Linked DNA regions of Homo sapiens: all the other regions are linked to region 1. A link is an interaction called in ENCODE POLR2A ChIA-PET data of the cell type or tissue named here. Cell type or tissue: CD4-positive, alpha-beta T cell. All regions are shown on one strand. Region 1 overlaps SSH2 (slingshot protein phosphatase 2). Region 2 overlaps SSH2 (slingshot protein phosphatase 2). Region 3 overlaps SSH2 (slingshot protein phosphatase 2). Region 4 overlaps SSH2 (slingshot protein phosphatase 2). Region 5 overlaps SSH2 (slingshot protein phosphatase 2). Region 6 holds the start of SSH2-AS1 (SSH2 antisense RNA 1).

Region 1 (4,000 bases):
CTGAGGAGAAAGGAAAGGACTATGCACTTCTGGGGCGTCGCTATAGGAACCTATTTATAAAAGACAAGATACATATTTATGAAATCTTTATCTCTGGCATTTTTAAATGCAAGAGATATTAAGTATGAATTGAATAATATACATTTCCTGCTTTTTCAGACAGATACAGATGATTACCATGCCATCATCTGTCCTAAATGGCATCATTTAGTGTTGACTTCAATAAAATCCTCTCTCTGCTGTGTCATGAAAGGAACTGGACTCACCTTAATAGTGCTGTTCTAACGCGCCTGCTTTTTTTTTTTTTTTTAATCACAGCAGGAGGCTGTAATAAATTACAGTCTGGAAGAAGTTTCAAACTGGCAAGTTTGCCAGATATTTTAAGCAATTTATTTTGGGGTGTATCAGCAGATTTTTTTTTACACTACCATTTGGGTGGCTGCTGACACAGCCTGAATAAATCTTTCAAACATTTTCCTTCCTAGAGATGGATGAAGATGATGAACTCCAAGATCCAGACCTTCCGTTAACTCTTCACTTGCCACCTGGTGCTTTCCTATTACCAGATATCTCAGAAACTTAGATAACTCTTTACAGCATGAGTTTTCAGTATTTCAAGTCCCTCAAGGTGCTTTGGCAACAGGCTTAAGTTTTATAGAAGAATCAACTAACGAGTAATTCTGGTTTTAGGCATAGACCTTATAATTTGGATTGATTATTTCATTACTAGTATCTTGAAAATTGCCAAACTTTCCAATGGGAAAAGAGCATAAATATTTATATAAAACAAAGGCTTATTATTTTCTTGATTATAGCATGTTGAGTCTTAAAGTCACTTCTTCCTAATTTTAATCTAATTGGTTAGTGAAGTTTTTAGAAATTATTATTAATTTCTGACTCCAGAATTCTAAGGCAGCTTCAGTGATATATATTTTAGTCTAGTATTCAAAAATGCTGAAAATGCTGATACCTGAAAATATTTGCTGTAGCATAATGAGACTGGAAAGGTAAAATAAAAGGAAGCTAACTTCTATTGAATGCCTGCACCATGCCAGCCCCATTTGTGAGCACAACATGCAGGAGAGAGAGAGCGCAGTCATATTTTACAAAGAGCTGGTCCCTGGTCAGGTGAAAGGCACTGCTCAGTGAATTGGAAGGAACATGGTAAGGGCTTAAAACTGTAAAGGCGTCAGGGAATACAATTTGAAGGTAAAAGCCCTAGATCAAATGTCATAAAACCTGGGTTCCTGAATGACATTATTTATAAACGAGGTCATCTGCTTAGACCTTAAATGTTACTGTATCTGTAAAGTGAAGATATGATCTCTACTCTGCCGTCTCAACCATGGCTGCACTTTGGAATCACCTGGGGAGCTTTGAAAAATACGTCTAAATCCCACCTTCAAGAGATTCCAATTTTATTAAGGTGCAGCCTGGGCATTGAGATTTTTAAACCCACCACAAGTAATTCCTATGTGCAGCTAAGGCTGTGAATCTTTGAATTGGGGGATGGCTAAGAAAGCCCTCTATAGATTTACTTACAAACATTAGTAGATGTTATCGACAATCTAAATTGTTTTTTGTTTGTTTGACCATTACTTCAACTGTTTAAAAAAAAAAAATCTTGCCGGGAGCCCTGGCTCACGCCTGTAATCCCAGCACTTTGGGAGGCCGAGACGGGCGGATCACCGGAGGTCAGGAGTTTGAGACCAGCCTGGCCAACACATTGAAACCCCATCTCTACGAAAAATACAAAAATTAGCCAGGCGTGGTGGCGCAAACCTGTAATGCCAGCTACTCGGGAGGCTGAGGCTGGAGAATCGCTTGAACCTGGGAGGCGGAGGTTGCAGTGAACCAAGATCGCACCATTGCATTCCAGCCTGGGCGACAATAGCAGAAACTCCATCTCAAAAAAAAATATATATATATATATACACACACACACACACACACACACACACATATGTATGTGAGTGTAATCTCTGAATTTCCAAATCACATAGGAAGTCTCTGATAAATATTTGTTGCACTTGTGAATTTATGGCCTTTACATTTTTTAAGATCTTTCAAAAACGGGTTTGAGGTACAATGTATAGAGCCAATCTTTAAGAGGCAGGACTTTTCTGTTGAAACATCCTCCTTTAGAGAAATGCAAGCCTTTCTCGTCCACCCTTGAGTAGCTTCACTCCCTTACCGAGGCAGCAGTGTCTTGGGGCCGCCGGATGCCCTAAAGGCTGTGACGCGCGCTGCGGGATCCGCGCGGGCGTCCCGAGATCTGGGGCGGGGCGCCGGCCGGGCCTACCCTCTCCGCTCTCAGGACCCGCCCGTCCCGCCCCGGACGCGGGTGGGGGCGAACTGCTGGCGACGCCCGTCAGTCCGGACTCTACCGCCGAGCCCTGGGGCTTCGGCGGCTGCCTCCGCGCGACCCGGCGGGCCCGCCTCCGCCGCCGGGTGCACGCGCAGCCTGCGCCTCGTGCCGGAGCAGAGCAGAGGCCAGGATGCGGAGTTGTGCACTTTGAGCCGGCCCCATGACCCTGAGCACGTTGGCCCGCAAGAGGAAGGCGCCCCTCGCTTGCACCTGCAGCCTCGGTGGCCCCGACATGATTCCTTACTTCTCCGCCAACGCGGTCATCTCGCAGAACGCCATCAACCAGCTGTGAGTCCGCCGCGCGCCCTCCGCCTCCGCGAACGCTCAGAAAGTTTGCTCTTTCAGCAGCCGCTTTCCCCAGCATCCTGGGGAGCAAACAATCAAGCGAGGGCGAGCGCGCATCCTGCTTGCCTGGAGGTCTCCGTGCGTCTGGAGGGAAGGATGCTGGGGTAGAACGGTGGGGGGATTCATGGAGGCGGAAAGTGTCCCGGGGTGGGGGTGGACGGAAGAATCCTTTGGGAGAATTTCCGTTTAACTTTGAGGGACTTTGAAAGTGCGGGTTGTCCCTCAGAAGTTGTGGTGACCGAGTGACAGCTGAGCTGTTTGGCACTTGGAAGACTTGGGTGAAGGGTAGTCGACAGAATCGGAAGCGGGAGTCCCTGTGGGTCCTGCTGGTGAGCAGCTTTCCGTGATTATGGGTTTTTTTTTTTTAAAGTTTCTATTGCTAACCATTTACAAAAAGAAGGACCATTCTTCGCTCCTGCTGGTTGTAGTCTGGAGTGATTCCAGAAGGCTAGATTTCGGTAGTTTCTATTTTATCTCCTCCTGTACTACTGGTACGTGCTCACAGCCCAAGCCTGCACGCACACCTTCATTCACCAAAGCGCAAATGCATCTTTAAATCGTCGCTGTTTTTGAAGTCTCTAGAGAGTTGTCATTCCACTGTGGTTTAGCTGTTTCTGAGAAGTGTGTGTGCTGAAGCTTGTGGTTAATATCACTTCACAGTTATCAAGTAGAGGAACTTTTCCTATTCAGGTTCCATCCTTAAATCAATGCAGTGGTTTAAGGTTACTTAGATAGCAGCAGTTGGGTCTGTGTTAGTGTGTTGACACTCATTCCAAGTGGCTTCAGAGGAGTCACCTGCTGGGATTTTCCTAGACTCTTTGCACTTAAGCAAAGCTACTGTCTCCCTCCCAGGTCAACTTTTTAATGTCCAACAACAGAAACTTTACATTATCCCTTATTAAAGGTCTAGAGAATAGCATGTAAGGTGATTTCTAGATAATCTCACAACTAATTTATTATTTTCAGAGATGGTTTGCCCTCCTATCCTACCAAATCGAATTAAACTCGTTTGAGTTTCTTTTTTTCTCCCGTGTGTTGATTCATGGTGGAGCTTCTAAAAAAATAGAAAAAAAGTCACAAAAGTTGTTTTACTGCCCTGTACTGTAAAAGCTCCACAATTAAATAAACTGACTTGCATTTTCCGTCTAAAAACGGGAACGGTCATAGAGTGAAGAAGTTAATGGGTAAATAATCTGACACTGATAACCAGTATGAAAATAATAGTGTTAACAGTACTTTAAAAATGGCAGTGGAAGCAACCCAAGTGTCCATGGATGGATGAATGGA
Region 2 (4,000 bases), 63 kb after region 1:
CTAAAAATTTAAAAAAATTAGCCGGACATGGTGGCGGGCGCCTGTGGTCCCAGCTATTCAGGAGGCTGAGTCAGGAGAATGGTGTGAACCCGGGAGGCGGAGCTTGCAGTGAGCTGAGATCACGCCACTGCACTCCAGCCTGGGCGACACAGTAAGACTCCATCTCAAAAAAAAAGAAAAAAAGAAAAAAATACAAAAATTAGCAGGCATGGTGGTGCGCGCCTGTAGTCCCAGCTACTCAGGAGGCTGAGGCAGGAGAATTGCTGGAACCTGGGAGATGGAGGTTGCAGTGAGCTGAGATTGCGCTGCTACCCTCCAGCCTGGGCGACAGAATGAGACTCCATCTCAAAAAGAAAAAAAGAAGTTTAGCTGTTCCCTTGAATCTTATTCAGAATTACTTCAACTAATCAAAGATTCAATTTCTGATTTCTTTCTACTGTCTGGTGATGGTATGAGGAGGGGAATGATACAGAATATACTAAGATAAACTTTTTGCTGTGATAATGAGTCATTATGTCACATATTAAAATGCCAGTGTCTGCTACTTGAATGTATACACTAAAAAGACTGGAAATTCAACCCAGAAGGAATCATCAAATGTTCACATAGGAATGAGTATAAGACTCTTGTTTTGAAATATCAACTAACAGTAGTATATGCACTGTATTCTTTTATATTGGATTTCTCTAAAATCAGGAACACCTGTGATGATGAGGTTTTAAAAGAACCGTAGAAAATGTGTCTTAGGGAGAGAGATCTCCAGGTATAGGATATCCACAGTTTAAGAAGATAACCTAATGCTTCTCTTCTACTGGCAGACCTTATTTATCATTTTGGGGAAAAAAAATAAAAGTCAGCCTGAGGACACTAATCCTGATCAGTAGTACAGAAAGAGGTGATTGCTTGTTGTCATAAATGGGCCACTTTGACCACTTATGACCTCCAGGAGTGAAAAAAATTGTAATTACTAAGAAAGGAACAAAGACTACGATAACCTTAAGTGTTTAGGTCAGAGGTAAAAGCCAAAAATATTGGATCCCATTGAGCCAGTAGTTGAGCATAGCTTTAGTCAAGATAATCTCGGCTGTTTTAGTGGCTGCCCTACTACTTGTTTGGGCCTTCACCTAGTTGCAACTGTGGCAGCTCAGAATCATAATCCATTTTGTTTGGACAATATTTTCCTCCTACCAGAACTCTCCAGCCATGGAAAATTTTTTAGAGTAAGGGAAGAAATAACCTCTTTTGGAAATTAGCTTGGATTACACTTTCTAAAACCTTCCTCCCCAGTGCCCAGTACCAGAGGTCGGGTAGGGGAGGACACTTCCCCAAAAAACTTGAATGTGCAGATGAAGTATGCCCACTAAGCTTTTTATTTCTTTTCAGTGTGGATATTTATCCCTTACAGTAAAAAGAAGACAAATTATTGGTTTAAATCCAGTTTGTCTGACTAGAATGTTGGGCAAATTACTCTATGGCATGTGATAGTTAATGGGGTCAGTGGCTTTTAAAGCTCCTGGCACTGGTTGGCATTTTTCTTTGGTCAAACTTCTACACTCAGCTGCCACCCAGGTTTCTACTTGACATTGTTCACTTAGCTTTCCTCATACTAAAAAGAAAAGCAGATTTAACACAAGCTGAATGGACTTGCTTGTGATCCAGACCGGAACAGATGAGGCAGTGCGAGTATAAACTCAGCTTGTAAAAGCCAGGCTGTCACATAAACTGAAGCTGCCTTGGCCAGGCCCACAGTAACTGCAAGTTGATGGCAGAATTGAGAGCAGATCAAGGGCTTACCTTGTCTAGTTGTACTTCCTTATGCATGTTTCTTGAACTAGTTAGAATTTTTTAACTGGGCTGCATTTGAAATATCCAAATACTATTTTGCAATCAAAAAAGGGTATTATGGGTGAATGTCTGCCAGTATTTTAAATGGAAACAATGAAAAGTCTATAAAATCCAATAGAAATTTGAAATTTAGCTCCTAGAAATGAAGTATATGGTAGGGAAATGTAGGGAAGGTTATCTTAATGCTATATCAATATATTGCCTTCTGTTAGACTCTGTGAAGAACAGTTGCCCAGTAGGAAATGATATGCAGTTTGCTCAGAGCAGTAAGTACTTTTTGCAGCTGACAAACCTGAGCTTCCAACTCGCATAAGAAGGCTTACTTGAGTAGGACTCCTGGTTTTTGTCTGAGCTTCAAATAAGCCAGCTGAATCTTTGGGCCAGTAGTGTTTGGAGTGGGGACTTTGGGCTGCTATTTAGGGTTCTCCTCCAGAAGTTCTCCATCCTAAAAATCCTTTCCTCTGGTTATTTCTACTGGTAGGACAGAAGGAAACTTAATTTTAAAGAAGCTCAGCCCTGGTGCAGTGGTCTGTGCCTGTAATCCCAGCATTTTGGGAGGCCGAGGCAGACAGATTGCTTGAGCTTAGGAGTTTGGGACCAGCCTGGGCAACATGGTGAAACCTCATCTCTACAAAAAATACAAAAAATTAGCTAGGCGTTGTGGTGCACAACACCTAGGGTAGTTAGTCCTGGCTACCCTGGAGGCTGAGGTGGGAGGATTGCTTGAGCCCAGGAGGTCACAGCTGTAGGGAGCTGTGATAGCGCCACTGTACTCCAGTCTGGGTGGTAGAGTAAGACCCTGTCTCAAGAAAAAAATAAAATAAAAAGTATCCTCAGTTGCTTAACTCAGTTGCAACTTGTAACTCCGGTAGCTTTTCACTGTTTATACCTAACACTTTGTCTCCTCATACTTGTTCTTTTATTTTTTGTTTAACAGCTTTATTGAGATATAATCCACATACCATATAATTCACCCAGTTTACTCATTTAAAGTGTACATGCATTGGTTTTTAGAATAGTCACAGAGTTGTACAGCCATCACCACAATCTAATTTTAGAACATTTTTATCGCCCTGAAAATAAACCCGATGTCCATTAGCAGGCACTCCCTATTTCTCTCACCCTCTCTACCAGCCCTAAGCAACCACTAATCTACTTTCTGTCTCTATAGATTTGCCTATTCTGGATGTTCTGTAAATGGATTCATATGAATGGATTTTTGAGTTAGGCTCCTTTTACTTAGCATGTTTTCAAAGGTCATCCATGGTATAGTATGTATCAGTACATCATTCCTTTTTATGACCAAATAATATTACATTTTGTGGATAATACCACATTTTATTTATCCATTCATCATTTGATAGACATTTGAGTTGTTTCCACTTTTTTGCTATTATGAATAATGCTGTATTATAGATGTGTGTACAACTTTTTGGGTGGACATACGTTTTGATTTCTCTTGGGTTTGTGCATATGAGACTTAGATTGTGTCCCTGGCCTTGAAATGTAGTAGAATGGATCTGGCCAAACATAATGACTCTCCATTTTAATTTTGAAAATTGAAAGATTCTGCAATATGGAATTAATTGGTCAGAAGCCAGCAGTGAAAACCATCCTTTTTGGTTTGGGGTGGGGGAGTTGTTTGGTTTTTGTTTATTTATTTATATTTAAATATAAGGTCTTGCTCTGTCACCCAGGCTGGAGTGCAGTGGCATGATCATAGCTCACTAGCCTCAAGCACTCCCCCGCTTCAGCCTCCCAAAGTGCTGAGATTAAGAAAACTATTCTGTATGAGAAGGAAAGAGGGAGAAGAAAGGAAAGGCTTTCAGACTTGCTGACCATTTAGACAAACGCACCAACCCGTTTGCCAACCTATTTTTTTTTCTTCCTGCCTCTATCCACTTCTTGTACATAACAGTATTTCATCTCATAATTAACAGCTATTAGTTAACTGAAGGAAAATTATGTAGATTTCAAGACCAATGTGAGAACAAGTTATACTGGCATTCATGGTTATGTGACTATGTCAGTCACCTTAGACTTTAATAAGGGCAAGATCTGAGTGGGCAAGAATGAGGTTTTTTTGTTCACAGATTTTCATAATTTATGATAGTACATTATTTATCTCCTGCTATCTAAAGCCTCAGATTTCCTA
Region 3 (4,000 bases), 71 kb after region 1:
ATCGTTTTCTCATTGATAACCTTCTGGAATTTGGTTTGAACCTCTAAATATTAAAATAATTTTAACTACATAGAGACTTGGAAGAACATGAAGGAAGCAGTTACAAAGGCAGAGCTGGCAATTCTTTTCTTACTAAAATATGCATCTTCAGCTGCTTTACATTTATAAAATATAAATTCAGAAAATGTAACTGATGCCTCTGAATTCAAAGTTCAAATGACAAGCCGTTTTACAGTTGTTTTGAGTTGTTACAAACACATAGTCATTATGTTTCAGCTTATTGAGTGAGTCATCTTCAAGAAAATGAGTCAATGCATTGTATGACTTTGGACAAATTAGCACTTCTGTAACTGAAAGGAGCATTTGTAGACTCAAAGCAAAGGCTTTTGTTTTGAGTTAAATTTGTAATGCTGAAACTCTGAAGATTTGTGCAGAAGGTTAAAAGTTTGATAGTCAACTGAAAGTCTTGTTTTTTTTTTTTTATTTTTTATTTATTTATTTATTTTTTTGAGACAGAGTCTTGCTCTGTCGCCCAGTCTGGAGTGCAGTGGCTCGATCTTGGCCCATTGCAACCTCTGCCTCCCGAGTTCAAGTGATTCTCCTGTCTCAGCCCCCCGACTAGCTGGGATTACAGGCCCATGCCACCATACCCGGCTAATTTTTTGTATTTGTAGTAGAGACAGGCTTTCACCATGTTGGCCAGGCTGGTCTTGAACTCCTGACCTCAAGTGATCTGCCCATCTCGGCCTCCCAAAGTGCTGGGATTACAGGCATGAGCCACCGCGCCCGGCTGAAAGTCTTGACTTCATTTTTTAAATAACCCAACCAAACCACACATTTTGCTTTAGCATTGAAAATAAGCCGGGCACAGTGGCTCACGCCTATAATCCCAGCACTTTGGGAGGCCGAGGCGGGTGGATCACGAGTTCAGGAGATCGAGACCATCCTGGCTAACACGGCGAAACCCCGTCTCTACTAAAAATACAAAAAATTAGCCGGGCGTGGTGGCAGGTGCCTGTAGTCCCAGCTACTCAGGAGGCTGAGGCAGGAGAATGGTGTGAACCCGGGAGGCAGAGCTTTCAGTGAGCCGAGATCGTGCCACTGCACTCCAGCCTGGGCAACAGAGCGAGACTCTGTCTCAAAAAAAAAAAAAGAGAGAAAATAGGACAAAGCCAATCTTTTCCTCCAGGGAAGCTCTGTGTTCCAAATACAGGCATCAAGCATTAACTGTAGTACTTAGAAAAACTGTAGCTAGTAAAATAAAGAAAGTGGTTTTATAGTACTCTTGCACGTTACCAAAGATCAACCATTTAATTAAAACATTAATCTGAGAAATTAAGAATTTTCAGGACATTTGAAGTAATTTCAATTGATGTTCTTAACTAAAGCTGAAGTGTTGATAAGGTACAAAGAGGTCTTTTTTGAGTATTTTGCAGGAGAATTCAAGAAAATGAGAAGTTTTATGATTTTGGTTTTCATCATATGTTGCTTTCTAAAATGGAAATTGGTTCATTTTTTCTAGCTATAAATGTATTATGTGGGGTTTTTTTTTCTCCCAAACAATGCAAAAAGGTATAAATAAAATAAAAATCACTCTGTATTCTACATTCTGAGAAAATCGTTCTCAGCAATTTGGATAAGTATCCTTCCACTCTTTTTTTAAATATGTATATATGAGAGAGAGAGTGTGTGTGTCTATGTGTGTGTGTGTGTCTGTGTGTGTGTGTGTGTAAAGAGTGAGAGGAAGAGCATTGTTTTGTTTCTACGAAAATGTGATAAAAATAGAAATACCTTTTTGTAACCTACTTTCTTCATAGTTTATCATGGATATCTTTCCATGTCAATAAATAAATCATGGTTTTTAATGGCTACACAGAATATAATTCATATTTAAGAATTTCATACAGACTGATTTAAAAAAAAATTCAGAGACTTCCTGAAGCTCTAATCTTTTTCTTTTGAAGACAGTGTTCTTTAGTTTACTAGTGTCACAAGTGAAGCCTGTTTTAATTTTGGCTATTGATTTTGCTTCATTCTTTTGACTAGCATTTAATATTTACCTACTTTTGGAACCTTTCTCTCTGATGGATTGGGTGAACTGCCTGTCTTAGACATTGGGCCTTTATAATGTAGTTTACTGGGGGTAATTAATTTCTTTTCACCAAGAGTCTTACATCATGCACACAGGGGCATGCATGTAAGACTCTTGGTGTAAAGAAATTAAGTCTTTTTTTTTTTTTTTTTGAGACAGAGTTTCACTCTTTTGCCCAGGCTGGAGTACAATGGCGCAATCTTGGCTCACCACAACCTCCGCCTCCCAGGTTCAAGCGATTCTCCTGCCTCAGCCTCCTGAGTAGCTGGGATTACCGGCATGCGCCACCACGCCTGGCTAATTTTTTGTATTTTTAGGAGAGACCGGGTTTCTCCATATTGGTCTGGCTGGTCTTGAACTCCCGACCTCAGGTGATCTGCCCGCCTTGGCTTCCCAAAGTGCTGGGATTATAGGCGTGAGCCACTGCACCCAGTGGTGAAAAGAAATTAAAGGCAAAGTTACAGTTTAAGCTTAAGGAGGAGTATTTCCTGATGTTAGATGATGCTGAGGAGAGAAGCTCTTTTTTTTTTTTTTTTTTTTTTTTGAGATGGATCTCGCTTTGTCACCCAGGCTGGAATGCAGTGGTGTGTTCTCGGCTTATTGCAGCCTCTGCCTCCTGGGTTCAACTGATTCTCACGACTCAGCCTCCTGAGTAGCTGGGATTACAGGTACATGCCATGATGCCCTGCTAATTTTTGTATTTTTAGTAATACTCCCACTGCAGCCTCCCGAGTAGCTGGCATGCCACTATGCCCAGTTTGTAAACTGCTTGTAATTAGGTTAAACATTTAAATTGGATGCCGAGGGAATAGCATTATTCTTTAATAGATGAGCTTTGAAAACAGATTGGGTTCTTCAGGAATAAAGAGGCAGGGGATGACTTCTCAGACCTACTTCAGTCCTAAGATTGCTGGATCCAATTCACCTGTAACTTGTAATAGGATTCCACATTTAGGCAGTAAATGTAGTTTCTTGGAAATATAATCTTAGTTACTATTGCTGCCAAGTTTTAAAGTCCAGAATAATTGTTTTGTTTAGACAATTAAAATGGACTTCAGTAGTGTCCTTTTCAAGGAGAACTTTAGTTGATAAATCAAATGCATCTCAATTATTGTCTTATTCCAGTCATTGATTTCAATATAGGTTCTGGAGACTGAAGAAACATTGGAAATGCTGTCCTTTTCAAAATTAGGATATTATGTACAAAATTGCCATTTTAAATTTATTTGATTGTGTTAATAAATTATTAGATTTTGCTTAATCTTATCTCCAACAGAGGAATACGAAATAAACCTTAAACCAGGATGGGCGTTAGACTTTTCCTTATGGCTGCGGCACATAGATTTTTAATTCCTTAACCTAGAATCTTGAAGCTTAAAAGGAACTTTTTTTTTTTTTTGAGAGTCTCACTTGCCCTGTCGCCCAGGCTGGAGTGGAGTGGCGTGATCTCAACCTACTGCAACCTCCTCCTCCTGGGTTCCAGCAATTCTCCTGCCTCAGCCTCCTGAGTAGCTGGGATTATAGACACATGCCACCACACCCAGCTAATTTTTTTTGTATTTTTAGTAGAGAGAGGATTTTGCCCTGTTGGCCAGCTGATCTCGAACTCCTGACCTCAAGCGATCCACCTGCCTCAGCCTCCCAAAGTTTTGGGATTACAGACGTGAGCCACTGCGCCCGGCCTAAAAGGAACTTTAATTAAAGTCTTGGGTTTATCCCCTCACATTTCAGAATTTTTTCTTCAAAGATTTTTATCTCATCCTTCTAATTAGGATATAGGTGTTGAATCAATACTGTAGGTACTGTCTAGAGGCCTGTGATCAAATTCCAGGAACTCTTAAGTGCTATTCTTCCATTTAAGAAGCTTAAAATTGACCAGTCTGGACAACATGGTGAAACCCCATCTCT
Region 4 (4,000 bases), 85 kb after region 1:
ATGGTTATGCCAGATTCTTTCTAGTACACCATGCTTCCGCTCTAGATAGATTGGCATGGAGCATCATGGAAGCCTTTCGGAGACTAGCCAGAGTGGGAAAGCAGTTACAGCAGCGTTAAGGAGAGATAGTGGCAGTAGCCTAGGGTAGGTTACTGTTTCCCAGAGAAGAGATGTGATAGAGCATACAATCAGGGGTCCATGGCTTTCTGTACGAACCTCTTCCATTAACTTAAAGCCCTTCCTGGGCTAATGTGAGATTGAAATAGCATTTTAGGCCGGGTGCAGTGGCTCATGCCTGTAATCCCAACACTTTGGGAGGCTGAGACGGGTGGATCACTCTGAGGCCAGGAGTTTGAGACCAGCCTAGTCAACATGGCAAAAACTCATCTCTGCTAAAAATACAAAAATTAGCCGGGCATGGTGGCACATGCATATAATCCCAGCTACTCGGGAGGCTGAGGCAGGAAAATCACTTGAATCCAGGAGGTGGAGGTTGCAGTGAGCCAAGATTATGCCACTGTCCTCCAGCCTGGGCAACAGAGGGAGACTCTGTCTCAAAAAAAAAAAAAAAAAAAGAAATAGTATTTTTAAATACCATACTAGGGCTACCCTTTTCTTGGTTGTTGACATTTCTATTAACTGTGTTTCAGCAGTGCTAGTTCAGTGCACAGTCACAAAGCAGTGTTTCATTGATTTAAGTTTTGTTATGTCTATTTTGCCTATCTTGATCACAAACTATTAACAATTACTTCTTTACATTTTTTAATTCCCTTTGCCTTTTAGACTATTGAGTGTGTTCTGGTGTTAAGTAAATCTATGTAAACCTCAGAATTAGAGGCAAATAACACATCCCAAGCTCTCCAGCAACCAGCAATAGTTATTGGCATTAAAAATAATCCTTGGGACTGGGCACCATGGCTCATGCCCGTAATCCCAGCACTTCGGGAGGCTGAGGTGGGTGGATCAGGACTTCGAGACTAGCCTGGCCAACATGGTGAAACCCCATCTCTACTAAAAGTACAGAAAAATTAGCCAGGTGTGGTGGCGCTCGCCTGTAATCCCAGCTACTGGGGAGGCTAAGGCAGGGGAATTGCTTGAACCTGGGAGGCAGAGGTTTCAGTGAGCTGAGACTGCACCACTGCACTCCAGCCTGGGCAACAGAGTAAGACTCCATCTCAAAAAAAAAAAAAAAAAATCCTTGGAGTCGAGGTGGACACTGTACTATGTGCTAAGACCTGCCAAATGCAAGTCAGCAGCAATCATCTGCATTTTTTAGATAGTGGCCATTTGCAAGATGACAATGTAGGAAGCTGAGTCAGTAAGTTTTCTTCATTAAATATTTAAGGAACTGACTGACTATCTCTTTAAAACAGCTCCTGAGGACATACATAAGATTAATAATAATATGATAGAAATTTCTTCATTGTAACACTTATGCCAGAATTTAGAATTTAAGGGTTTATCCTTGGTGTTGAAAGAGTTAGTAAACAGAAGACTGCTTCCCAGAGTAATGGGGAGTAACTATTGGACTACTTCTTGTCTTGCAGTAGCACTTGTACCATGGGCTTAGTTTTGCCTCTCTGGAGCGACACGCTAATTCATTTGGATGGTGATGGGTAAGAGATTTCCTTTTTTATTCTGTTACAGAAAGCCAAGGGGTGGGGCTCCATCTTACTGCACATTCATTCAGCTAAAAGGGAGGCCCAGTGTGCCAACTGAACTTTCATGTCAACAGCTGAATGAGTCCTTTTAAACTCCTGTTTTGTAAAGTGGAGTAAAAATACAACTTGCCAGGGTCTCTCACTTCTGTTCTTCTAGGCCGACTGTGGTAGGAATCAAGACAAAGAAGAACTAGTTTGTTGGCTCTTTAATCTGAGTATGTGGGACTGTTGCAATGCTCTCCCAAAGGATGATATGTTCTGTTTCAAATAACCTCTTGCTGCCTCTGCCAGCTGTCAGCCTACAGTATAACCCCTTTCCTGTGCCAGTTCCTTCCAGTGACCCCACCCCCACCCTACCTCCTAATGTTTTTAGAATGTGTCCCCAAGAGACCAAGATGTTTGCTCCAGTTTATAAAACCAGGGTCAGGTTTGCTAAGAACCCACAAGACTTCCAAATAGAAATATACAGAACAGTTTGTCCATAGCTACAGCTGGGAAACTGTATTGAATTCTCTAACTCCAATATAGGAATCCATTCATTTTGCCTGGTAGATGAAGTCAGACAATTTGTCAAAGCTTTTTGGTCAAGTCTTACACTCTAGTTAAAACTTCTACGTGAAATGCCTGATGATTCCCTCTACGGAGCCAGTTGTTTTTAGCCTGGGATACATCCATGAAAACTCACAATTCAAATAACCTACCCTAATTTGTGGATTTTTGTCTTGTTCTCATTTGTCCTTAGTGGGTTCAGTGTATCGACGGATAACAGAGTTCACATATTCAAACCTGTATCTGTGCAGGCAATGTGGTAAGATGACTTTTACTATCTCTACAAAAGTGTTTTAATGTTATTGGAGGAATATTTTGTAAGAAATGTTTGAAATGGTACAGTTTGCTATGAAAATGCTAAATGATCTGTTTGTATAACCATCGTAGTTAAAGATGACCTAGAAATGCAATATTCAAATTGTTGCAATTGGAAGGCCTTGAGTATTGGTGAACAAGTGAAATTCAGAGGAATTCAGAGGTGTTATTCTTAGGCTCTGGCAGAGACTTAACGGTTTAGATAAGCCAGTTGATACCGAGTTTTATTAGGGACATATTGACTAAGTTAGTTAGTGGACTAAGAGCCAAATCTAGAACATCACATTGCTATGCATTAGCTATTTCTTTTTTTTCTTTTTTTTTTTTTGAGACGAAGCCTCACTCTGTTGCCCAGGCTGGAGTGCAGTGGCGCGATCTCGGCTCACTGCAACCTCCGCCTCCCGGGTTCAGGCGATTCTCCTGCGTCAGCCTCCTGAGTAGCTGGGACTACAGGCATGTGCCACCACGCCTGGCTAATTTTTTTGTATTTTTTAGTAGAGACAGGGTTTCACCATATTGGCTGGGCTGGTCTTGAACTCCTGACCCCGCCTTGGCCTCCCGAAGTGCTGGGATTACAGGCGTAGCCACTGCGCCTGGCCTGCATTAGCTATTTCCTAAGGTAACCAGGGATAGCATTCGTTACTTTATGGATAAATAAATTTCCATTTAAACTGCTGGTGGCTATTTGCATAATGCAAATAAAGCCTAGAGAAAACATTATACTTGCTAATAACCATCAGCTGGCATATGGACATTTCAGGGCTATTTACTACATGCCAGATGCTTTGCATGGATTATATTTAATCATCATACCAAGCCCCCAAAATAATATTATTAGCCCCTTATTATGGGTGAGAAAACATGCTTTGGATGGGTTACATAACTGCCCTGAGAGTATTTCTTACATTTAGACAGGATAGATCTCTCTCTCTCTCTCATATCTCTCTCTCTCTCTCCTTTAAAGAGACAGGGTCTCCCTCTGTCGCCCAGGCTGGAGTGCAGTGGTGCAATCATAGCTTATGGCAGCCTCCAACTCCTGGGCTCGAGTGTTCTTCCTACCTCAGCCTCCTAAGCAGCTATGACTACAGGCATGTGCCACTACACCTGGCTAATTTTTTTTTTAATTTTTTTTGTGGAGACGGGGGTCTCTCTGTGTTGCCCAGGCTGGTCTTGAACTCCTGGCCTCAAGCCGTCCTCCTGCCTTGGCCTCCCAAAGTGCTGAGATTGCAGGTGTGAGCCACTGCACCTGGCCTCTTATTCTCTTATTTTAGATTATCTAGAAAATTATCTAATACAACCAGAGAATGATGTGACTAAGATTCAGAATCCATTCCCCAGTCAGGGATTTGAATTTCAGTTTCCTATTCAGCTGCCTGTTAGGTAGTAGAAGTCCCCATGGGGAGCGGAATGGATAGAATGCAAGCAAAACAAGAAATAAAAGAGCCTGAAAAAGACCCCAGGGAGATAATCTACCC
Region 5 (4,000 bases), 55 kb after region 1:
TCTATTAGAAAGGTGATTCTGTCATTTTTGTATCAAGCAGCTAATTATTCTCTTTAGATCAAGAAAATAGTATTTTCTTTATCTCATTCATTCCTTACTGTGGGGCTTCTTAAGTCCTTCGGGGTTATATTTAACTTAGGTATCTGTAATCACATACAAATGACTTCATAGAGTTTACTGCAGTTCTGTTTCTGTGCCAGACTCTACAGAACTAGTCAATTCAGAAACATGAAAAAGTTTTCACCTGCCTTTCTAAAGAACCGGTTTTTTTGTTTGTTTTTTTTTTTTTTTTTTGAAGCAGAGTTCCCCTCTGTCGTCCAGGCTGGAGTGCAGTGGCACAATCTCGGCTCACTGCAACCTCCGCCTCCCAGGTTCCAGTGATTCTCTTGCCTCAGCCTCCCTAGCAGCTGGGATTACAGGCACCCGCCACCACGCCTGGCTAATTTTTTTGTATTTTTAGTCGAGATGGGGTTTCGCCATGTTGGCCAGGCTGATCTCGAACTCCTGACCTCAGGTGATCTGCCCGCCTTGGCCTCCCAAAGTGTTGGGATTACAGGTGTGAGCCACCACGCCTAGCAAGAACAGACTTTTTAATTAGACAATTGACAACTCCTTGTCAATTGAATTTTTAAGCAGCTGTTTCAGGAAGACATATTTACATAATAAATCTTTTACTATTCTGGCAAGATATACCAACCTTTTATCTTACACAAAAGTATATGTGATTAAATTTACATATAATTTTCTTCATATGCAAATAAAGCATTTAATTTTCAAGTGGAATTTTATCTACCTAAACTCTGGTGGTGGTTATAAATTTTGTTTTATCACTTCCATGCTATGAATTTTTTTCTGTTATGATAAGAGATTTTTGTAATCAGCCACACGCTTATTTCTGGTCCCCTTGTGACCAACAGAATGTCACTTTTTTGATAACTGAGGGGTCATAACCTGGGGCCATGGAATAAAGAGGATTGATTGTACCATCCAGATTATCTGCCACGAGTCTCTGGGAGCCTGTATCGCGCCTATTATAATAGTATTTAATAGTAGTCTCGGGTTGGGCATGGTGGCTTACACCTGTAATCCCAGCACTTTGGGAGGCCAAGGCGGGCGGATCACTTAAGATCAGGAGTTCCAGACCAGCCTGGGCAACATGGTGAAACCCCGTCTCCACTAAAAATACAAAAATTAGCCAGGTATGGTGACGTATGCCCATAGTCCCAGCTGTTCGCGAGGCTGAGGCACGAGAATCGTTTGAGCCCAGGAGGCAGAGGTTGCAGTGAGCCAAGATCTCACCATTGCACTCCAGCCTGGGCAAGAGAGCAAGACTCCATCTCAAAAAAAAAAAAAAATAGTAGTCTGTTGGCCTACCTTGTACAATTTGTTCCATCAGAAAAGTTTATTGACATTTGTGTTTCAAATAGGAAAGCCTCTTTTCTCTTATATGTGAATTTGTGATATTTATACTATATGTGAGTTTGACTCCTGGCCTTTCTTTTATAATCAGGAGTTTCTGGAGTCCAGGTGGCTTTGAACTAACCAACAGCCCTTGTCCAGCTCCTTAACCCTTACTTTGAGAAAGCCCTGCATTCATTTTAAATAACACATTTAGATATGCTTTAAAGCAAGAATGTACTTACATATACTTTAAAGCATAAGCAACAAATGTATCTATAAAAAAACAGTATTGCTGAACTCCAAAAACCAGGAAGTTCTTTTTTTTTTTTTGAGGCGGAGTGTCGCTCTGTCGCCCAGGCGGGAGTGCAGTGGCGCAATCTCGGCTCACTGCAAGCTCCGCCTCCCGGGTTCACGCCATTCTCCTGCCTCAGCCCCCGAGTAGCTGGGACTACAAGCGCCCGCCACCACGCCTGGCTAATTTTTTTGTATTTTTAGTAGAGACGGGGTTTCACCGTGTTAGCCAGGATGGTCTCGATCTCCTGACCTCGTGATCCGCCCGCCTAGGCCTCCCAAAGTGCTGGGATTACAAGCGTGAGCCACTGCGCCCGGCCAGGAAGTTCTTAAAATAGTGTTTGTCAAAGAGAAACTACCTATCTCACAAAAGGAGTGACTGAAGTATGTTCAGTTGTTTTAAACTCTTCAACAAATATACACACTTCTTTTGTAGATGTAGCGAACTGCTTTGTTTACTGGAACCCACAGTGTCCAAAGCTGTTACTTTGCCTGGTGAATAGGTAGAATATTTAGCCTTTATTTTTAAAATATTTTCATTTAGTAAAGCAGCAGTTGCTGTGTTGGCAAAAGTGTGAATTTCATTTCCTGTCTGTGGTGTGGCCCACTCATCCTGTCACTCAGACATTTTGTTTTAGGTTGTTCCCGTAATGTGAGTGGAACAGAGTGACCCACAGTAGGGTGGCATGTGAACACCACGGTTGTAACAAGAGAGAAGGCTTGTGCAACAGACCACAAGAGAGTAATGCTTTATTTAAAGATGAAAACAAAATAAAATCAAGGCACCACCACCCCCAGCCAGCATGCAGATTTTTAAAGTGACATCTGTGGATTCTTTTGTTTTTAGAAGGTGTGTTTCAGTCTATTTGGCAGGTTACCTCAAAGGTTTTATTAGCTTCATGGACTTTATTAAAGGATAAAATTGAATCAATGTCTGATAACATTATAGAGGTGATTTAACTTCATTTGCTAATCTATCATCAAACATCTTAAAGTCCATTAATCTGCCACATATATTGAGTTATATAATTTATTACTTTTACATGTGAGACTTGTCCTAAATTACAATTTCTGCTACAGTGACAGGACAGACATACAGTGTGGAAAAAACTGGGATAAATTCATTCATCCATCACCTATTGTTCAAGCAGCTAATACGTGCCTTAGACTATTTCCAGTGCTGCAGCTACAGTGATGCACAAAATTAAGTCCTTGCCCTCTTGGAGCTTATATTCTACTATAGGAAGGTAACCACAACAGGTATACACCTAAATAAATATAATTTTAGTTTATGATAAATATTCTGAAGGAAACAAAACAGAACAACAGGATAGAGTATGATTGGAATTGGGGGAAGGAGCAGTGATATGTAAGCTGAGACTTACATAATGATAGGCCACAAGAAAAGTATTCCAAGTAGGGAACAGAAAGCACAAAGTCCCTCAAACATCGAAGAAACAGAAAGAAGAATCATAGATCATGGTAAACAAAAGGGGAGATGATACAAGATCAGAGGAGTAGTCCTGTAGGATGTTACAGGTCCTTGAAGACCAAGCTAAAGACTGGTTTTTTTATTTACAAGTACAAAAGGAAGCATTTGGAGGGTTTTAAGCAGGGAAGTGACACTGTACAATCGATGTTTTTTAAGTCACTCTGGTTGCTATTTGGTGAGTAGATAGATAATCGAGGGCAGAAGTGGTTGCAGATAGACCTGTTAAGAAGTTTTTTTTTGATACAGCACCTGGGGTTTGTTTCACTTTAGGGGCAAGGTAAAATGGGTGAGGATGTAGAAGAAACAAAATTTGCCACAAATTAAAGCTCAAATGTGATGGGAACATGGGGGCTTACTTATCATAGTTATTCCCTCTACTTTTGTGTATGTTTGAAATTTTCTATAATAAAAGGCTTAAGAAAAACTTTTTAAATAGTGGTCCAAGTAAGGAATGCTGGTGCCATGGACCAGTGTGATAGTGGTGATAGGGATAAGTGGGCAGGTTCAAGATATATTTGAAAGTAAAGCTCACAGGACTTGCTAATGGATTAGATATATATTATAGGAAGGAAAGACACTAAGGATGACTATTAGGTGTTTTGCCTAAACAACTGGGAGAATGAGGCTGGAGAACGAGGCCAGAGATTGACTTGAGGGTGGGGGAACTCAAGAATTTAGTTTTGGCAACGTCAATTTAACATTGCCAGTTAAGATTTCCAAGTGGAAATACTGAGTAGACAATGTCATTTACAGTCTGCTAGCTAACCTTTAATAGCAGTACTGTACTCAAAAGCAATTTAGAATCCTCTATTAGGT
Region 6 (4,000 bases), 120 kb after region 1:
CCCAGGCTAGTCTCACTCAACTCCTAGGCTCTAGGAGTGATCATCATGCTTTAGCCTCCTGAGTAGCTAGATTACAGGCGCAAGTACTCCATTTTTAGCAGCCTTTTCCTTTATATAACTTTCTCAGAGTTGATGTTTCACCAAACACGTAACAATATGAAAGTGGAGGCAAGATAATGGGACGACTTATGCATCTGTCATTTAAATTTCCTTCTTCTTGTGCTCACTTGGGCAGCACATACACTAAAATTGGAACTATACAGAGAAGATTGGCATGGCCCCTACACAAGGCTGACAACTTAAAAATATTTAAAAATAAAAATAAAATTTCCTCTTGTTCATTAACTAGGTAAAAGGCCAATTATTTCCCAGAATGACCTCATCACCTTATGTATGTCTGTGTCTTTATATGAATCCAAATTCAGGTCAGAGGCCACTCAAGGGGGAAAAGGATCTGAGACTTGGTTATATCATCCAGGATACAGACCAACTCTGAAGTTCCTTTTTGGCAAGCTGTTTATTTGCTGCCTGCCTGGAAGGGGGTGGGAGGTGGGGAGTCGGCCGAGTTTAAAATTTAATAGTTTAAAATAATAGATATGATCTAATACATTACATCTATTCCTACCAGTGATGAAGTGTTAGAATAAACTGTCTCAGGACAAAGCTTCATTGGAAAAAAACAGTTTAGTGTAACCGACTAAAACATGATGAGGCCAGGCGTGGTGGCTCATATCTGTAATGCCAACACTTTGGGAGGCCGAGGCGGGCAGATCACTTGAGGTCAGGAGTTTGAGACCAGCCTGGTCCAACATGGTGATACCCTGTGTCTACTAAAAATACAAAAATTAGCCAGGCATGGTGGCGCATGCCTATAATTCCAACTACTCTGGAGGCTGAGGCAGGAGAATTGCTTGAACCAACAGAAGGGAAATAAATTGTGGCATACTCATTACACTCTGTGGATTACCTTTATACACAGTGATGAATCTTTAAAAAAAAAATCCATTGGTGAAGAATATATACAGTGGGATACCATTTATATAAAGTTCAAGACATGCAAAACAAAGCAGTATTAGGAACAAAACATGTTGACACTATAAAGAAAAAAAAAGGGAATGATAAGCACAAAATTCAGGATGGAGGTTACCCTTGAGTAGGGAGGAGTGAGGAGGGGACCCCTGAGTGAGAAGTGACACGTGGAGTAGCAGTGTTTCACAGGCAATGGAGATGAATCAGCTGCTTGCCATTCTCCCTCCAGGTCCTATTGCAAAAATGAAAACAAGGCAGCAGCATCAGACCTATCTTTAGATTGTTTTTTTTTTCTCTCTCTTTTACAAGTGTCAGTTTAATTCCAGAGCCCTGGCCCAGTATTTTCTGATGATTTTCTCCCCAAGGAAGAGAAGGAAATCCCTGCTGGTTACACAGCTGCGATGTCAGACTTCCTCTGAAACATGCACTGTTGCTGCCTATTAGCATAACTTCAGTCTCTCATTCTCTCCTGACTGATTAGTGATCTGCAGGCAGTTTAAAAAACATACTTTGGAGGGGCCGGGCGTGGTGGCTCACGCCTATAATCCCAGCACTTTGGGAGGCTGAGGCAAGCGGATCACGAGGTCAGGAGATGGAGACCATCCTGGCTAACACGGTGAAACCCCGTCTCTACTAAAAATACAAAAATAGCCAGGCGTGGTGGCGGGTGCCTGTAGTCCCAGCTACTCAGGAGGCTGAGGCAGGAGAATGGCGTGAACCCGGGAAGTGGAGCTTGCAGTGAGCCGAGATCGCGCCACTGCACTCCAGCCTGGGTGACAGAGCGAGACTCCGTCTCAAAAAAAAAAAACAAAAAAAAAACATACTTTGGAGGATTCTTGGGATCATTAAACTTCTCATTTTGCCTGTTCTGTTATTAGAAGAGTGAAAACAGCCACCCCCTGAGAGGTCTTCCCAGTGATTTGCATCCCAGGCATTGTCCTACTATGGTGGGTGAGAGAAGCTGGTGCAGGTTTGAACATCCTCATGATAGGTGAGGGATAGAAATTGGGGAATACACTCATATTTATTTCAGGAAACAAGGATGTCTGCATATAAGAGAAGAAACTTTAAAAGGAAACCACTGGCCTCAGTTGGTCATAATGTACAACTTAGGCCCCACCTATCCAAACAGTCAGCTTGCCCCTCCCCACAGCCACTCACTTGAGATGCGTGATATGTTGTCTCCTCCTAGGGGTGGCTGGAGCTCATGCAGCTTGGAAAGGGTGAAAACCCCATCTTATACCCAGCTGATTGATTACAGCTTGTCTTCATAAAAAGATTGACCTGCTCCTTCCCAGGAAAGCACCCCTTTGCTGTGCAGGCATGAGTCAGAGAGAGCCCCACCCAAGCAGCAGACAGGCAGGGGGAGCTGAGAGCAGGTGCAGAGTTGAGAACAAACAGGGGGTCACATTAGTGCAGGCGCCTGAGCATGACTCGGCAGAGCCCAGGCGTGGCCCGGAGCCCAGGGCAAGTTGTTTTGGGCTGAGTTTCCCATTCCACCCTGCGGTTTGGTAACTCCTCATCAGCTTGTAAGTCATGGAGACCACACCCCCAAGGACCATACTTAGTGACCTGTTTCCTGGGCAGATGAACCTGACCAACAAAAGGGCCACCGTTCTCTTTTTGGCTGGGGTTTTGGGAACTGTTTAAGAGTGTGTGGTTTGAAATGAAATCTCCTCCCTACCTCAGACCTCTTTCATAAAATGGTGATGGAGGGGAGTCTTCCTTTGGCCCACCTGCTTTTTCCACGTGTCTCCTTAGCTTAATGATTTTTACCCAGAGATTCTTCTGAAAGGGCCTATCCTTTATGCTGTTCCCTTCATTCTGTTACTAAGCTTTCTCTCCAAATTTACTAGCCGTTCCTTTGCTTTCTGATTCCAGAATGCTTACCATCAGTTCTTCATCCTAGTTATGAGGACTTGGTAATAGGTTCCAACAGAGTATTCCCTTTGTGTTACTTGTATGTTTTGATTTTAGTAGGTTTTTTTCTGATTATAATTTTTAAACATGCCCATTTTTTAAATTCAAAAATTGTAAAAATATAGAGGCCAGGCTTGGTGGCTCACTCCAATAATCCCTGAGGCCAAGGCAGGAGGATCACTTGAACCCAGGAGTTCAAGACCAGCCTGGGCAACATAGTGAGACCCCCATCTCCACAAAAATAAAAAATAAAAAAATCAGCCAGGCGTGGTGGCAAACACCTGTAGTCCCAGCTACTACTAAAAGGAGGCTGAGGCAGGAGAATCACCTGAGCCCAGGAGGTTGAGGCTGCAGTGAGCTCTGATCGTTTCACTGCACTCCAGCCTGGTGGCAGTGTGATACCCTGTCTCTGTGTGTGTGTGTGTGTGTGTGTGTGTGTGTGTGTGTGTGTGTGTGTGTGTGTAAAATATAGAAAGTAAAAGCCTTCCCCAGAAGTATTTCTACCTTTCTTGAAAGAATCACTATTATCAGTTTGGTGATGTTCCTCCAGATTTTTTCCTATATTATTCTAACATAGACACTAATTTCAAATGTGTTTGAGGTTTTTTTTTTTACTGAATAGTATACCTTGTATATCATTCCACTAAAATACCTGACAGGTTTTTTTTTTCCTTTTAGTTTTTTTTTTTTCTTACCACAGAAGATTTCTGTAGACCTGACAGCTTTTAACAGCTCCACAGCATATAGTTGTATGGATTATAATGTAAATCCTTTTTTGTTGTTGTTTGGTGTCTCATCTTTTAGTATCACAAATAGTGTCATAGTAAATATCTTTTTTTGTTTATTTGTTTGTTTATTTGAGATGGAGTCTCGCTGTGTCACCCAGGCTGGAGTGCATTGGTGCAATCTCGGCCCACTGCAACCTCTGCCTCCCGGGTTCAAGGAGTTCTCCTGTCTCAGCCTCCCGAGTAGCTGGGATTACAGGTGCCCGCTACCACTCCCAGCTAATTTTTGTATTTTTAGTAGAGACGGGGTTTCACCATGTTGGCCA

What was found. ChIA-PET counts read pairs that join two places held together with the same protein. Peaks named below come from ENCODE experiments on the same cell type or tissue, not always from the same donor. Only the 100,000 strongest peaks of a DNase experiment are listed, where the experiment ranks them.
Region 2: POLR2A ChIA-PET joins it to region 1 with 18 read pairs; 20 of 35 experiments call an interaction of 5 or more read pairs at or near these places.
Region 3: POLR2A ChIA-PET joins it to region 1 with 14 read pairs; 20 of 35 experiments call an interaction of 5 or more read pairs at or near these places.
Region 4: POLR2A ChIA-PET joins it to region 1 with 12 read pairs; 15 of 35 experiments call an interaction of 5 or more read pairs at or near these places.
Region 5: POLR2A ChIA-PET joins it to region 1 with 98 read pairs; 19 of 35 experiments call an interaction of 5 or more read pairs at or near these places.
Region 6: POLR2A ChIA-PET joins it to region 1 with 17 read pairs; 21 of 35 experiments call an interaction of 5 or more read pairs at or near these places.

Annotation. Positions count from the first base shown.
Region 1 is chr17:29,759,806-29,763,805 of GRCh38, reverse strand. All of the region lies in intron 3 of SSH2 (slingshot protein phosphatase 2), which reads left to right. Among named protein-coding and RNA genes, the nearest start is that of SSH2-AS1, 120 kb to the right of the region's middle. RefSeq lists an enhancer at 1,961-2,090 and a silencer at 2,141-2,580. In CD4-positive, alpha-beta T cell, no CTCF peak of the experiment used is centred here; DNase peaks (open chromatin) are centred at 2,305 and 3,265; H3K4me3 peaks cover 2,215 bases; H3K27ac peaks cover 2,152 bases.
Region 2 is chr17:29,697,155-29,701,154 of GRCh38, reverse strand. All of the region lies in intron 4 of SSH2 (slingshot protein phosphatase 2), which reads left to right. Among named protein-coding and RNA genes, the nearest start is that of SSH2-AS1, 60 kb to the right of the region's middle. In CD4-positive, alpha-beta T cell, no CTCF peak of the experiment used is centred here; no DNase peak of the experiment used is centred here.
Region 3 is chr17:29,688,649-29,692,648 of GRCh38, reverse strand. All of the region lies in intron 5 of SSH2 (slingshot protein phosphatase 2), which reads left to right. Among named protein-coding and RNA genes, the nearest start is that of SSH2-AS1, 51 kb to the right of the region's middle. In CD4-positive, alpha-beta T cell, no CTCF peak of the experiment used is centred here; no DNase peak of the experiment used is centred here; H3K27ac peaks cover 219 bases.
Region 4 is chr17:29,675,289-29,679,288 of GRCh38, reverse strand. SSH2 (slingshot protein phosphatase 2) reads left to right here. Exons shown (of 16, transcript NM_001282129.2): 7 at 1,548-1,616; 8 at 2,404-2,469. Among named protein-coding and RNA genes, the nearest start is that of SSH2-AS1, 38 kb to the right of the region's middle. In CD4-positive, alpha-beta T cell, no CTCF peak of the experiment used is centred here; no DNase peak of the experiment used is centred here.
Region 5 is chr17:29,704,884-29,708,883 of GRCh38, reverse strand. All of the region lies in intron 3 of SSH2 (slingshot protein phosphatase 2), which reads left to right. Among named protein-coding and RNA genes, the nearest start is that of SSH2-AS1, 67 kb to the right of the region's middle. RefSeq lists an enhancer at 2,026-2,215. In CD4-positive, alpha-beta T cell, no CTCF peak of the experiment used is centred here; DNase peaks (open chromatin) are centred at 1,711, 2,333 and 3,353; H3K4me3 peaks cover 2,371 bases; H3K27ac peaks cover 3,023 bases.
Region 6 is chr17:29,637,922-29,641,921 of GRCh38, reverse strand. All of the region lies in intron 14 of SSH2 (slingshot protein phosphatase 2), which reads left to right. SSH2-AS1 (SSH2 antisense RNA 1) reads right to left here and starts at 2,421. Exons shown (of 2, transcript XR_001752823.2): 1 at 2,191-2,421; 2 at 1,021-1,261. It also overlaps the pseudogene RNU6-920P. RefSeq lists enhancers at 2,077-2,371, 2,243-2,552. In CD4-positive, alpha-beta T cell, CTCF peaks have their summits at 2,021 and 2,222; a DNase peak (open chromatin) is centred at 2,271.